Linked DNA regions of Homo sapiens: region 1 is linked to region 2. A link is a loop called in an ENCODE intact Hi-C map of the cell type or tissue named here. Cell type or tissue: heart right ventricle. All regions are shown on one strand. Links, peaks and the distances in the headings refer to the core of each region. The heading gives the core; the rest is flanking DNA. Region 1 overlaps B3GALT5 (beta-1,3-galactosyltransferase 5). Region 2 has its middle 75 kb from the start of SH3BGR.

Region 1 (4,387 bases), core at 305-4,304, 130 kb before region 2:
AGCTGTGGGCTGTGAGCTGATGCTGTGAAGGCCAGACCCAAAGCCAGTCACACAGAGGCAGCAGCTGGACCGGCCTCGCCGACTGAGACCAGTGGCCACACAGACACACACCTGACAAGGTAGACCACGAAACACAGACGCAGGCCTACTGCCAAACAGACGACTTCTCCCTCAAAGCACAGTCATCTTCAGAATGAGAGGCGGCCCATCCTATGGAACCGAGAGGCGTGGCTCTTAAATTTGGGCTTCAAAAGACAAGCTCAGTCCCTGATTTTTTCCACCTGAGAAGGAGGCTTTTCTGAACATGACCCAGTGCGTTCAGAGCAGCCAGGATGAGGAAACACATCTACAAAGAAGCAGCTTAATCCAAACACAAGAAATGGTATGCAAAATAGGATATCAGACGTACTTTTGCAATTGAACATGGTCAAAACCATTTTGCAGCAAGTAACTTTTCCTGAGTTCAAGTAAGAGTTTAGTCCAACATTTATATGTGACACAGCCATGTGAGGCCTCTTCTCTGAGTACAAAGTAAAGTCTGGTAAAGTAAAAAATTAAAAGAAAAATCATTTCTATAATTAGGAGCAAGATTACTTTGCATGTCACGTGACCATGGCTGAATGGGCAAAACTAACGAAGTACCTTGGTTTTATACAACCCTGCAACACAGGCTCGCACAAACCTCTGGGTAGGAGGCAGCGGAGCAAACTGAAGGCTAAACAGCAAACCACAAAGTTCAGTTGTTCCTCGGCCAAATGAGACATTCAATGAAGATGAGCTTGGCTCAGGCTTGGGAAGTGGACGCAGGACCACCCTGCTTCACCAGGGCCCACTTTAGGGCTCTGAGCCCGAGGGGTCCTTGAGAGCATCCTGACTTGACTCCAACTGAATTCCCAGAAAGCTCCCAGAATCCCACATGAACCCCATCTGAGTTCAACTGTCCTTCAGTTTGAACTGAGAGCCCTAAAGTGCTCCTGGGGCAGTGGCTGGTCCCCATTGATCAAAAACAAGGGACAGTTGGGGTGATGAAATGAGAGAGCAGCAGATGGCTCAGAAGGGATGTCCTGCTCGCTAGGCAGGTCAGCAGTGTGGGCAGTCTGTACAGCAGGTCAGAATGCAGTGGTTTCTGAGCCTAATTTATACATTTATAAGAACTCTGTCCAGAGCTGGGTGTTCCTCAGCATGTGAGCTGCATCCACTGCGGGGACATTTCCTCGGATGAAACTTGGGTTGTGTTGAGTACCGAGCCGATAACATGGACTCAATCCCAGCTACATCCAGCCCTGTGAATGAAGGAGCTGGGGTGAATTTGGTCATCCCAGGCTTAGCTCCAAAAAGCACAAGGACTGGGAGCTGAGGTGGAGGGGACTCGACAGGGATGGAAGGATGCCGGCTCCGAGACCTCATCATCAGTGTCCCCTCCTAAGGGAGGCAGCACGTGGGAGTGGTTCAAGTCAGGGGCTGCCCACCAGATTCTGACAGTGCTCGATTTTCATTCCCGCTCCTATGCCTACTGGCTGTGAGCCTTGGGACAAGTTTCTGTACCTCTCGCAGCTGCTGTGTCCTTGCCTGTAAAATTAGGATGGTAACACCCATCATGTCATAGGATACTGACCCCTGAAATGCAAAAATCCAGGTGTATGTCAAACACTTAGTATGAAGAGTGTGCGTGCCCAAGAGACGGGCCTATTATTGCCTGGGGCACCAAGTGGGAACTAATCAGTGACTTCATGAACACCGACATTCTGGCGTGGATTTCAGCACTGAAGAACAGCATCCTCTGTCCCGCCCCCTCTTCCAAAATCTAGCAAAAACTATCCCCACGGGTTATCTGAAACTTGTCCGGATGTGCCTCTGGGCTCCCCTCAGACAGGCGGACAATCTTCCCCCCGGGAATTCTCTAGAGCCTGCCAGTAGTCCAAGAGAGTCCGAGGCTTGATGAAGTGGCAGGCCACGATCCTCCTGAAGAGGCATACGGAGAAGCGTAAGCCCCCTGGAAAAAAGGTCGGCTGGGAGTGGAGCTCCTCCAATCTGATGTTCAGCCTTTCGAGGCAGAGCCCCACAAACACGTCTTCCAGTTTAATGTATGGGACGCTCTTGGAGACATTGTACACCTGACTCGCCACGTCGCCAGAAAACACGTAGCCGGTGCCGGAGCAGAATGGTGGGTACCTGTCCCACGGATATTCAGATTTACTGACAAACCACTTGCTGAATGGCTGCCTGATGGGAAACTCATTGAGTTTCAAGAAGCCAGTGAAAAACCTGGTTGTTCTGTTTTTCTTCAGAAGCAGTTCAGTCAGATAGTCAACATTGATGAACATGTCTGAGTCTGTTTTCATCACAAACGCCGCCTGAGGACAAAAGCGATGGACCCATTCTATGCCCATCATGGTCTTCAGGGTCAGATTGTAATAGACGTCTAGGAAATCCTTCTGGATAATGTCCCCGTGTCGCTGGCTCTCCTGGTCCACCTCTTTCGTTTCCGCTGCACTGCTGGTGGTCCCCAGGAGGAAGAATGTCTTCAGCTGCTTTCCCTTCACCATCCTCTCTTTCCCCCACGTCTGCCGGATGGCCATGCGCTCAGCCAACTGTTTGTGGGATGAGGTCACCAGCAGGACGAGGAAGGGAGGTGTCTGCCTGCAGTCTGTATCTGGGAGCTTAAGGAAGTTCCCGTCTTTCTTGTAAACAAAGGACTGTTCTTTGAAAGGATTTAGACTGTACATGCTAAAATACAAACAAAGAGCCCCCAGAACCAGAAGGCAAATATACATCAATCTCATCTTCGGGAAAGCCATCTGAAAGGAACAAAATCCAATGATTAGACCTCAAAAGCATGAGGATGTGTCTAGTTTTATGCTAGGAGGCTGAGGTGGGAGAGGAGACCCGTGTTTTGGAAACTCTAGAACCTCGCTGCATACAGAAGTCGGGTGCTGTGTGGTTAAACAGTTAAGCACAAAGGTCTAACATCTGCCAGCATCTGTCACTTCATGGTGTAAGATAAAAAGCTCAGAGATTCTGGGCATTGGTCCAGGCTCTGCAGCCCTTAACCTACGGGAGTCTCCAATTGCCTGTCTGTAGGGATATGGCACCAGGTCCCTCACTCGGTCCTCCAGCTCTGCCCTTCTATGACTCCATGATGAAGCGCAGCAAAACAAGCTGCAGGTCTGGAAACCACGCATTGTAGATCTAAATGTATGGACCACTTGCATTCTTCTCTGATCTAATTAAGCAGCATTCCTGCTCCCAGAAAAAAGCAAGTCCAGTGTTCTGATGTGCACAAGTACCTTCAAATTCTGTCTCTGCCAGAATTATTTTTTTTTAAGTTACTTTTTACAGTCTCTGATCTGATTCTTTCCTGTTCTGCCCACCCGTCTCTGCTATCCTCGGCAAGTTCAGGATCATCCATGGTAACGTTATAACATTAAGAAAGCGTATAACTCACTTTTTGCTGGGTAAGAGGAACCTCTGGTTTGAAAGCTAAAGCCACAGTGTAAATGCCAAGAGGAAATTTGTCTCAAAGAACTGTCAGTGTAGAATGCTCCATAATTATCAGGTTCTGGGCTTGGTTTGTTTACCAAAAATGGTGATTCTGACAGGAATCACTAGGAAAAAAAAAAAAAGAGTGTCATTCAAATCACTCGTGCCTTACCAGCAGGCCTTCACAATTTACCGTGTCTGTAGCGTCACCTTCCAACCTACTTATGTGACTCTGAGCACGCATTTGAGCCCCAATCCCAGCCTCACTTTTCTCATCTGTAAAATGGGTATGATCAAGGCAAACAAAGTCCACAACAGTAACAATATGCCAATCCCCCAGAATCCTTCAAGCCTAATAAGTTAGGATAGCACCTAGCAGCTTTTTAAAGAGACATGATAAACTCATAAATTAGAGTCTCACTTCTCATCCTGATAATTTACCTTATTTACATAACAGAGTCTGTAGTTAATGCTGAGAGAATTTAACACAGAGAATAAATCCAATTCTTAACACAATAGCGGCACTTTAAAAATGTTACCCTGGGTGAGAGGACAGAGAGGACAGCAAGAAATGAAACTGAAAGAGTGAAAAGCAGAGTTGGTTTGGGCTTTTTAATTTTAATATTTCAGAGACCTGATGTCACTCTGTCTCCCAGGCTGGAGCACAGTAGCACAATCATAGCTCACTACAGCCCTGAACTCCTGGGCTCAAGCGATCCTCCTGTGACTTGGGTCACAGCTTCCCAAGTAGCTGTGACCACAGGCGCATGCCACCATACTCTTCTAACTTTGTATTTTTTGTAGAGATGGGGTTTCACTATGTTGCCCAGGCTAGTCTCAAACTCCTGGGCTCACGCAGTCCCCTGCCTTGGCCTCCCAAAACACTGGAATTACAAGGGCAAGCCAC
Region 2 (4,387 bases), core at 222-4,221:
CCCCACTTCCTTTAAGGACTTGGACTCCAAGGGGTTAGCCTGAGACTCAAGGCTGGAAGCTCCATTGGTGACAACCCTAAGTGAGGTCTGAGTGCTCAGAAGCCTGGGGAGCCCACGTGGCACTGTTCCCTTCCCCTACCAAGAGAGGGCTTTCAGTCCAGCCACACTTTCTCCTGCCATAAAAGGCACCAGTGGACACCATAAGGCCATCAGCCAGTGCTGAGCTGGACAGCGACTCTTGCCTGGGGGCCTCTGGGCTGCAGACGCTCACCTCAGGGAGGCTGGTTCTGCCTCCACCCTCAGGGCACTGGCAGGAGAAATGCCACCGCCATTCAATGCCCAGGATCCTCACAGCCCTCACTTGCAGGGACTTGCCTGGAGGGTTTCTATTGCATCCACTTCCCTCAAAGACCCCTCTAGCTTGCTGGCTCACTCTACTCTTGCCCTGTGGTGAACACCATAGCCTGTAAAGTCTGGTGCCAAGAGCCCTCGGTTCTGGTTAGTCAGGGACAGCGGGAGCACTGTGTCCCTCTCTCCACCACTATCAACCTTCCAAGGGGCCACTTCACTCAGTTTCACAGAACTGAAAGTGCTGGTAAGTTTCTGACTTTCCTGGGACGCCTTGGCTCAGCCGGATAGGAGAGGGGCACTGGTTTTGTGTCACTTGATCTTGAAGACATCACTCTCTTTGCAGGACCTGGGCTCATTACCTCCATTGCCAACCTTCTGGTGTCTCTCTTCTGCTCTCAAGCTTTCATCTGCTGCCCGGAGGATGCATGGCTGTCGTCTCCACCTGAGAGGGACCCAGGGACAGAGGCCAGACACGCAGGTGGCCAGGTTCCAGCTCCTCACCTCAGCTCTCAGACTTATGTCTACCTTTTCCCAACTAAACCCAGGGTCCTCCAGCACCCACATCCTTGGCTGTTGCTCAACTCATTTCCGGGCTGTTTGCACAGAAGCCTGAATTCTCCAGTCTGGGGTCAGCACAGTTTTCCTGCTGCTGTTCCGCCTCCGTTTCCTCATTGCTGCAGCAGCTGTTTTCTTTGTCTTCCTTCTTTGTCTTCTTGAAGCTCCTTGTTAAAACTTACTCGTTAACTTAATAAGCCCAGGCACAATGGCTGACTGGTGTCAGGAGAAAACGCCCAAATCATTGTTTGCTGTTGCACAGACATGTGGGTACCTCCTTCACCACCTCCCACTTGGGCCGGGATGGACTGCATGCCCACAGACACCCACACAGGGCTGACTTCAGCCTGCTTTTGTCATCAGTGCCTGATTTATGGACAAGGAAGTCCTTGGAAAAGCACTGTTGCCGGCTGGGCTGAGGGACCTGTGACCTTTCAGGTTGCAGGCACTTCACCTCTATTTGTGGTCACCAGAAGGGACTGCCGTGTGCATCTGAGCTTCGGAGGCAGCAGGGTCCAAACATTTTGGAGTCAGGGACACACTAGACCCTCCCAGCTTTGCAACAGGAAGGAGCTGCGAGCTTTGGGATTCTTTGGGGAAACTGGTTTGTGTTTGCTGATCTCTGTACTGGTGCCCTGGCCAAGAGCCAGAATGCTGGAGTTCACTGTGCTTTGTAAGGTAAATGAATCCAAGGTCATTGATTGCTTTATCTTCTTCTGATCCCCACCCCCAGATCTTGTTTCTGGAGCTCCATTCTCCCACCCATGCTTCCTGTGACAGCCTGCAGCCCCAGGTCGCTGGAGGACATGCTCAGCAGACTCTGTGGTTGCAGAGCTGTGCTCTCATCAGACCCACTCAGATTTAAGTCATTGTTGTCCGTACCTGTATCTGGCAGCTGTGATTCTGATTTCACAGGGATGAAAATCAAACAAAATACAGTCTTGTTTTTTGTTTGGTTTTCATTTACTTCTTTGAACTTTTCTTGGTCCGAATCCCAGTTTCAAACTTTTTGAGTTTGGTTTGAGTTTCATGAGTGCCCTCGCCCTGTGGGCTTGGGGAAGAAACTTGGCTTTCTGCGTGTCTGTGAGGGCTGCCCCTCACGTCAGGCTGCCATCCTCTCATGACACAGCTGTCTCTTTGGTCAGGAAAGCCACCATTTTCTCTATTTCTGGGAAGCTGGACCCATGGCCACAAGGGGCTAGGATCAGCCAAGGCCGGGCCTCTCTTATTCCCTGACAAGGCTATCAGGCTCTGTGGATTCCAAATGGCACCATCAGCATTTTTCCATGAGCTGGCTCTTGGTCAGTGACAGGACTGGAGTTATAAGATTCATCACCAAACCTTGTGTCCTCAAAGAAACCCTGGGGTTGAGCTGGTTTGATATGTCATATCCTTGGGTCATCAAAGGGAATGTACTGAATGAAGCTGTCATGGGCAGTGGCAGATTGGAGGTGTGGAGGGAGCCCTGAGGTAAGAGGGTGTTTGCAGGGCCCAGTTCCAAGGGGGCCACAAGGAAGCCGACCACCAGCCCGGCCTTCTCAGTTGGAGGCTGCTGCTGACCGTGAATGCCACATATGAGTGAGCACTGTGTCTTCCAAGTAGGGGCTTGGGATGTGCTGGGGGGTGACCTGTGTGATGGTGGAGGTACCTACTGGAGGCTCCAATCCAAAGTCAGACATGCAGAGCTCATGCCTGGGGACTTATGGATCCGCTGCTGGCTGTCCTGATAGTCACCACTTTCTACTCCCTATGGGACTGGTGGTGCAAGCCGTCAGATGGGGGCTTGAGGGGTCTCCCAAACTTAGGCTGAGGAAAAGAGGCCAAGGAGCCACCCTTCTCAGGGTCACTTGTGAATTTCAAATTTGTTGCATAATTGGGAGAATACTGTGACATTTTAGGTAAATGTCTGTCATTTAATGGAATGGAAATTTCTGTGCAATTCAGGCTGTGGGTCGGAGGGCTATGGGGGTGGGAGAGGGGAGAGTTCTAGGCAATAATTGGGATTTCTCTTTGTTTTGAGAATTCGACACGTGTTCTCCTTGAATGAACAGTAACAGATCTTGAAATAATTTCTTCCCATCACCATCAGACACCCGCCACCTGAATTTCCTTGGCTGGTTGCAGACGTTCAGCCACTTGGCAGGACCCAACATTCTCAATTCTTCTTCCCAAGCTGCCTTCTTATTTATCTATTTATTTGAGACCGAGTTTCTCTCTGTTGCCCAGGCTGAGTGCAGTGGTGTGTTCTCAGCTCAAACCCCTGCCTTCTGAGTTCAAGCGATCCTCCTGCCTCAGTCTCCCAAGTAGCTGGGATTACAGGCTCCCACCACCACACCAGGCTAATTTTTGTACTTTTAGTAGAGACGGGGTTTCATCATGTTGGCCAGGCTGGTCTCGAACTCCTGACCTCAAGTGATCCACCCCTCTCAGCCTCCCAAAGTGCTGGGATTACAGAAGTGAGCCACTGCACCCGGCCCCAAGTTGTCTTATTCGTCACATCCTCTGCCCTTCCTCTGACTTCCTATGGACGCTGCCTCATGTGGACGGGCGGACTGTGGGCTTGGGTCATTCCTGCAGGTCTTCTGGGTCCCTCGGACCCAGCAGGCTGCTGACTTCCCGCGCTCCTCTTCTCCAGTTGGCTTGGTCATTAACAGTCTGGGGTTGGTTGATTATGAAGCCCTGCCTCAGAGGTTCTAGAAGCAGAAGTGCTCTGGGGATCCCCGTGGCCTCTCAGTGTGGCGCGGCAGCTTTCAGAGTCACTCCCACGCCCTTTCCCAGCAGGTGTCTTATGATGTGCAAAGGCCGCAGGGCCATCCTCATGCCTATTCAGCAGGCCACAGACCACTCGCATCCTTGTCTTTGCTGGCTGGCATCCCTCAGGGTTATCCCTGCGTGGTGCTGGGAGGTCTCTCAACAGTTTGTACCCATGAGTGATCAGGAGGTCTTCGGCACTGTACATGGTGCCCAGCCTCATTGAAGCTCCACCACTGGAATGCTGGTGGAGGCAGGACCCAGCTCCCCTGGGCTGTTGGTGTTAGCAAGTGCAGGGACTTCAGCATCCTTCAAGGCAGCAGGCTGGGGGAGCTTTTAAAAAGACTCTAGTTCCTGGGGCCTAACCAGAATCTGACTGAAGAGCCACAAACTGACTGAAGAGCCCTTGGGCCTTAAGTGAACGTTGGCAGGAGCCTGGCAGTACTCCTCGTGGGCCTGTGGCAATAGTGGCCATGTGACTGAGGCTCCTCTGCCTGTTGAAACGGGAGAGACTGTGTCTAATGATTTGAGTGCCAGCTTGGCTGCAGTACAATAGAATACTAGGTAGACTTCTAATGCAATTGGCATACTGAAGAATTCATCAGAGTTTTGTTCTATTTTTTTGAGACAGAGTGTTGCTCTGTCTCCCAGGCTAGAGTGCAGTGCAGTGATCTTGGCTCACTGCAAGCTCCACCTCTCAGGTTCATGCCATTTTCCTGCCTCAGCCTCC

The links. Hi-C counts contacts between places; a loop is a spot of excess contacts. Peaks named below come from ENCODE experiments on the same cell type or tissue, not always from the same donor. Only the 100,000 strongest peaks of a DNase experiment are listed, where the experiment ranks them.
Region 1: it touches region 2 in a loop (3-fold over the local background); 1 of 110 quality-filtered maps calls a loop at or near these places.

What each region holds. Positions count from the first base shown.
Region 1 is chr21:39,658,971-39,663,357 of GRCh38, reverse strand. B3GALT5 (beta-1,3-galactosyltransferase 5) reads right to left here. Exons shown (of 4, transcript NM_001356336.2): 3 at 3,446-3,605; 4 at 1-2,798. The coding sequence starts at 2,798. The coding sequence ends at 1,866. Among named protein-coding and RNA genes, the nearest start is that of B3GALT5, 48 kb to the right of the region's middle. In heart right ventricle, for the core only: no CTCF peak of the experiment used is centred there; DNase peaks (open chromatin) are centred at 2,577 and 3,027; H3K4me3 peaks cover 925 bases; H3K27ac peaks cover 1,893 bases.
Region 2 is chr21:39,525,061-39,529,447 of GRCh38, reverse strand. It overlaps the pseudogene JCADP1. Among named protein-coding and RNA genes, the nearest start is that of SH3BGR, 75 kb to the right of the region's middle. RefSeq lists an enhancer at 775-1,770. In heart right ventricle, for the core only: no CTCF peak of the experiment used is centred there; no DNase peak of the experiment used is centred there; H3K27ac peaks cover 455 bases.